Linked DNA regions of Homo sapiens: region 2 is linked to region 1. Evidence: chromatin loops called from intact Hi-C (ENCODE). Cell type or tissue: psoas muscle. All regions are shown on one strand.

What was found. A loop is a pair of places that touch in the nucleus more often than their neighbours do. Peaks named below come from ENCODE experiments on the same cell type or tissue, not always from the same donor. Only the 100,000 strongest peaks of a DNase experiment are listed, where the experiment ranks them.
Region 2: a loop joins it to region 1, with 2.1 times the contacts of the local background. A loop is called at or near these places in 8 of 110 quality-filtered maps.

What each region holds. Positions count from the first base shown.
Region 1 is chr3:30,496,266-30,498,765 of GRCh38, forward strand. No RefSeq gene overlaps it. Among named protein-coding and RNA genes, the nearest start is that of LINC01985, 21 kb to the right of the region's middle. In psoas muscle, no CTCF peak of the experiment used is centred here; no DNase peak of the experiment used is centred here; H3K27ac peaks cover 1,222 bases.
Region 2 is chr3:30,611,264-30,613,763 of GRCh38, forward strand. The region is part of intron 1 of TGFBR2 (transforming growth factor beta receptor 2); the gene reads left to right. Among named protein-coding and RNA genes, the nearest start is that of TGFBR2, 5.9 kb to the left of the region's middle. In psoas muscle, no CTCF peak of the experiment used is centred here; no DNase peak of the experiment used is centred here; H3K4me3 peaks cover 651 bases; H3K27ac peaks cover 1,385 bases.

The DNA of each region.
Region 1 (2,500 bases):
CATTTATGCATGGAAATATCCTAGAGACCAAAAGGGATGTATCAGACCAAAAAAAAAAAAAGAAAGAAAACCCAGAAAGGAAAAACACTACATGAGAAAGAACTGGAGGTCTAAATTCTTTAGGAAGAGAGTACATGTGACTATGGCAGGGTGGAGGTGGGGAGGGACAGTCACCCTGAAAATGACTTCAGGGTCTTAGGAGACAAATTCCAGATAGGCAACCTGCCCGAAAAGCTTTGATAAATGACATTTCTGCTAATACCAAATCAAAAGAAAAGATCAGTTTCCCCAGTGAATGAGGCTGAGCGAATCATACATCTGGGCGCTTTGGCATGCCGAGTAAATGAAATCATCCAGAGAGTCTAAAGAGAGTTATGTCTCTGCGGCTGAGGCTTGTTTATGGAAAAATGAGTTTCGGGGCTTGGCTTTGCTTAGGCACAGAGCATTCTGAGCTGTGGGTACACTGGTTATTCTTTACAAAGTAGTTCTTGTCCTCAAGAGCAAGTGTCCTGATTTCAGGCCTCTGCGGGAACTCAAAGTTTGGACCTATCAGTTTTCTTCATTTCCTGTGGGCTAGGCCACCACCCCTGTCGCAAAAAGCAGCTTTTAAAACTGCACCCTCAGTTCACTTGAATGCTGGTGCCTCATCCGAATAAGGAAGCCAAGAAACACACGAAGTGTATATGGGCTGGAAGCACAAAAATGTAGCAAGAAACGATGTGGCTATTTTACAGCATAACTAGCCTCATTCATACTCCCCTCCACACACATAGACATCCCATAAAAGTAGAGTTGCCTCTCCTTTCTTAGAGGTAGACTGAGCTTTTAAGACTCAGAGACTATAGGACAGATTACTTTCCAAGCTTGTTGCTGTGCAAGTTCCTATTCCCATATTATTCTCCAGCAGAAAAAAAACAAATTACTTATTGCCATTTTCTTCATTCATCAAAAGCATTGTGTAAAACTAGGACAAAACTAGGACATAACACTTGATAAGAGCCTTTAATTATGTTTCTTTGTCCCAAGTCTCTGTGGAGAGTTTAGTATTTCCAGAATAAACTTGATGTGATACCAGGGGATATGAACTCTTGTTAATATTTGAGAGAACAAAAGAAAGAATTAAAATTGTATCAGGAATGATGAGAGAAGACATAGTGGGCAGGATTTGGAGTTGTGCGTCAAACATATAATTTGTGGCCCCTTTTTCCCTTCTTGGAAAACTTTTCTACTTTCTCTAAAGTATGCACAGTGAAAGTAACTCTAAGGAGACTTCCACTGGTCTATGCCCATTTCTTTAGTCTCTTTAGGTTTGCAAATAACAGCAAATATTTTTAGGGATGGAAATGAGAAAGAAGGGTGGAAGAGTTTGTGCTGTAGCCACAGAGAGGCTATCAGTGAGAATCACTACTGCTATGGGGGTATTTTGCTGACCTTTATTTTTTATTTATTTATTTTTTTGAGACGGAATCTTGCTCTGTCCCCCAGGCTGGAGTGCAGTGGCCTGATCTCGGCTCACTGCAACCTCTGCCTCCTGGGTTCAAGTGATTCTCCTGCCTCAGCCTCCAAGTAGCTGGGATTACAGTCGCACATGCCACCGTGCCCAGCTAATTTTTTTTATTTTTAGTAGAGACGGAATTTCACCATGTTGGCCAGGCTGGTCTCGAACTCCTGACCTCAGGAGATCCACCCACCTCGGCCTCCCAAAGTGTAGAGATTACAGGTGTGAGCCACTGCGCCCAGCCTGACCTTTCTCTGTTACACTCACCCAGTAATTTATTAGATCACCAAAAGAGAGGACGTGTTTGAGAAGGGGCATAGTTCTCCCTGACTCTGCTTTAAAACACATGAGGGTATGCAAGTAAGTAAACATTTCTCTTGTCCAATAAGGTTCACGGTGTTTGCAGACCCAATGAGTCCTAGCTAGCAGTTGTAGGGAACAAAGCTTATTAGGCTCATCCATGTTTCCTACATGAACTCCAGCTCCTCTCCATACCATCCTTCATTCACTTCACAGATATCTTACTATCACTGCAAGAACTCTCTTTGCAGTTCTTGAAGCACTTTGGGGTTCCAGAGTTTCCTAAAGAAGACAAATGTAGCTAATTAGGAAAATGTTAGCATCCTTGAGACACTAATAAGGTATATGGGGCACAGGAAATATGGTGCACATGGAACAATTCTGCCTGGGTTCAAAGCCCAGCTCTGCCCCTGCCAGCTGTGTCACCTTGCATCTTGTGAGGAATCAGAGATTATTTATACAAAGCGGGTGTTCCAGGGCTAACCCATAGAAGATGTAGGAAATATTCATTTTCTTCCTTCTTTTCCATCCTTTTCCTCCCAACTTTGTGAAATTACCTGGAACTTAAATTCAGGAAGAACGGGTGCCCAAAGGGCATTCTGTCTTGTGTTCCCATGTTCCCACACTGTCAATAGAGGCTGCCCCTCACCACAGTCAGAGGGGACAAAGGAAGAGACCACAGGGGCAGGCTTTCCAGGCTAC
Region 2 (2,500 bases), 110 kb after region 1:
AGGTCGAGCATTTAACTAAGCAGTCACTGTTTGTTAGGTGTTTGGTCCAAATAGTAAAATCTTTACTTTCAGTTAGAATAGTTTTAGTTCTGATCACAATAAGTAATTTGACTGTTTTTGAAGTATGGAATTGGTTCTTGTATTCTCATGAAATATGGAAAAAGATGTTTCAACTTCTGACAAACATGATGGAAAGCTGCTAGAAGTTTTCATGCAATTCCTTTAGCCATAAATTTTGAATCAGTGTAGGGCCTTGAAAGCCACTGCAAAATTTTAAATAAAGTCACCAGAGGAATTATCCAGTAGATACTGATTCCTCTTTTTTTTTTTTTTCATAGAAGGGTGTCGGAAAGAGAATTTTATTACGAATGAAGTGCTAAAATCTAAATTTATTTTTTAAGTTTCTTTTTTCATTGGGTTTTATGTTTTGGTTTATAAGGGTGAAGCAGCGTTGGTTGAAGGGAAGTGTGGTCTTGTAGCCACCACTGCCTACTCTAGAGTAGCGTGGATATTATTTAGGTCTGATGCAAACCACCAAAGCAGTTTTAAATAGGGTGCAGGGGAAACATACTTCCTGGCTACAGCATGGCATTATTTGGCCAAGTTCCACATAAAAGCATAACTCTGTTACCTTGTTAGCTTCTACCCTCCAGGTCCTTATGTACAACTTCAGCAGATTTAAGTTATGATTTTCAGTAGAACAGATATGCATTCGCAGCAAGAATGCTCACCGCTTCTTTTGCACTCTCTACTTTCCTGGTAATATTTTGCTCCACAGGTACTTGTTGCTTGTGACTGAGGCAAGATAATGACTCATACTTCTTTGCTTGGCATGCCAAAGGGTTTGGAATGCTGGACAGGCAAATTGTCTCATCTCAGGGAGAAGGAAGAGAAAGACAATTAACATTTGAGAACCTACCCTGAGACAGCCACTTGATATTATGTATCTCATTTAATCCTAGGAAGAAATCTCCAAGATAAGTTTTATTATCTTTATTTTATGGATGGAAAGATGGATCCTGCTCAGGGTCTCTCTGGAGTTTTGCCTGGGTGCATGTATGAGTGTGTGGCCCAAGCTTCTTGTGCTTGCATGCTGCTAGGTTCTTTCGTGTGGTCTCTATGTGTGTATGCGTGTGTTGGGAGGGAGGCTGAAGAGGGGTGAATGGATATCAGATTTGAGAGAGGGGAAGCTTACCATCTAATGTCATCAGTTCAGTGCTCCTGATTTAATTGATTTGGTTTGCTTGCATTATCTGCCTCCTTCCTGACTACATTTGTACCACAGAAAATCAAGATAAGGCAGAGTTTCTTTGCATAAGGAAACTCTACAGCCCACAGTTTGACAATGGTGTCTTAGTGGTAGGACTCATGGTGGGTGACCTGTGGTTTGGCCACTTATAGCAGTTGGACATACCCCATTTGCAAAGATGTGTATTGTAAACCCCAAATTTTGAGTGTGTAGGACAATCATTTGTGTACAATCGTGTACAACTGCTGATGAGGGCAAGAAGAGCCGACTTTATCCAACATAACAAAGAAGAAGGGGACAGTTTGACTTTTGAAGGGGACAATTTGAAAACTTATAGGAGGTTAAGATTCTCTTCCTCACCCATTACATCAGGAGTACTTCTGCCTTTTACTTGCCACAGTCAGCTTTCTAGGTCTTAGCACCCAACAAGTAGCAACTATCCTCTTGGGTGTAGTCAGTTTAGTCTACTTATGGCCTCCTGCTTAGACTCTTAAGGGTTCCCTAGCATCTGTGTTTTGTTTGTAGGTTTGAAGCTATCATTATTAGATGAGATTTAGCTTCAGGGCCCGTACCTATGACTGGGGAGATTCTATCTGGGAAAGGTCAAGACATGCAGCTCTTTTTTTTTTTTTTTTTTCTTCTCTTTTCTGAGGGAATATTTTCCTCCAATTTTTTTCAGCTCTACAACTAAAATATAGACCTAGTATATGAACACAACTGGCCTCTGTCCTGGGCCTTAGATGGTACTCTGCTGTCATTCTTCTCTGGTCAGAGCCATGCCTATGGGGTGAGGTGACTTTTGGGCCTTCCAGTCTTACTCTCTTTTCATTTTTAGACCATGATTTGGTTATGTGGGAACCCACATTCGCTGTCCAGAAGGCCCTGAACTGGTATCTGCAGTTTGCATGGATCCTTGAAGCCATCTTCCTGAAGGCTGTCATTGCTACTGGTTGTGCAATCTCTGCACGAGGGTTGTTTAAGGGATAGCTCTGTGTGTGTGTGTGTCTGTATGTGAGAGAGAGAGAGAGAGAGAGAGAGAAAGAGAGAGAGAGACAGAGAGCGAGCTTGGGTGTCCACATATCACAAGGCCCCTCTTGATGTAGGATGGAGCAGGCAGGGGGGAGGAAGGCAAATTGATTACCAGGGCTCAGGATGATGTCTCTCTTTAAACCACCCATTTCTGTGGAAGGACTATGAACATTGTAGGAGTTCTAAAGTTGTACCTGGTCTTCCAAGACATTGAAAAGATAT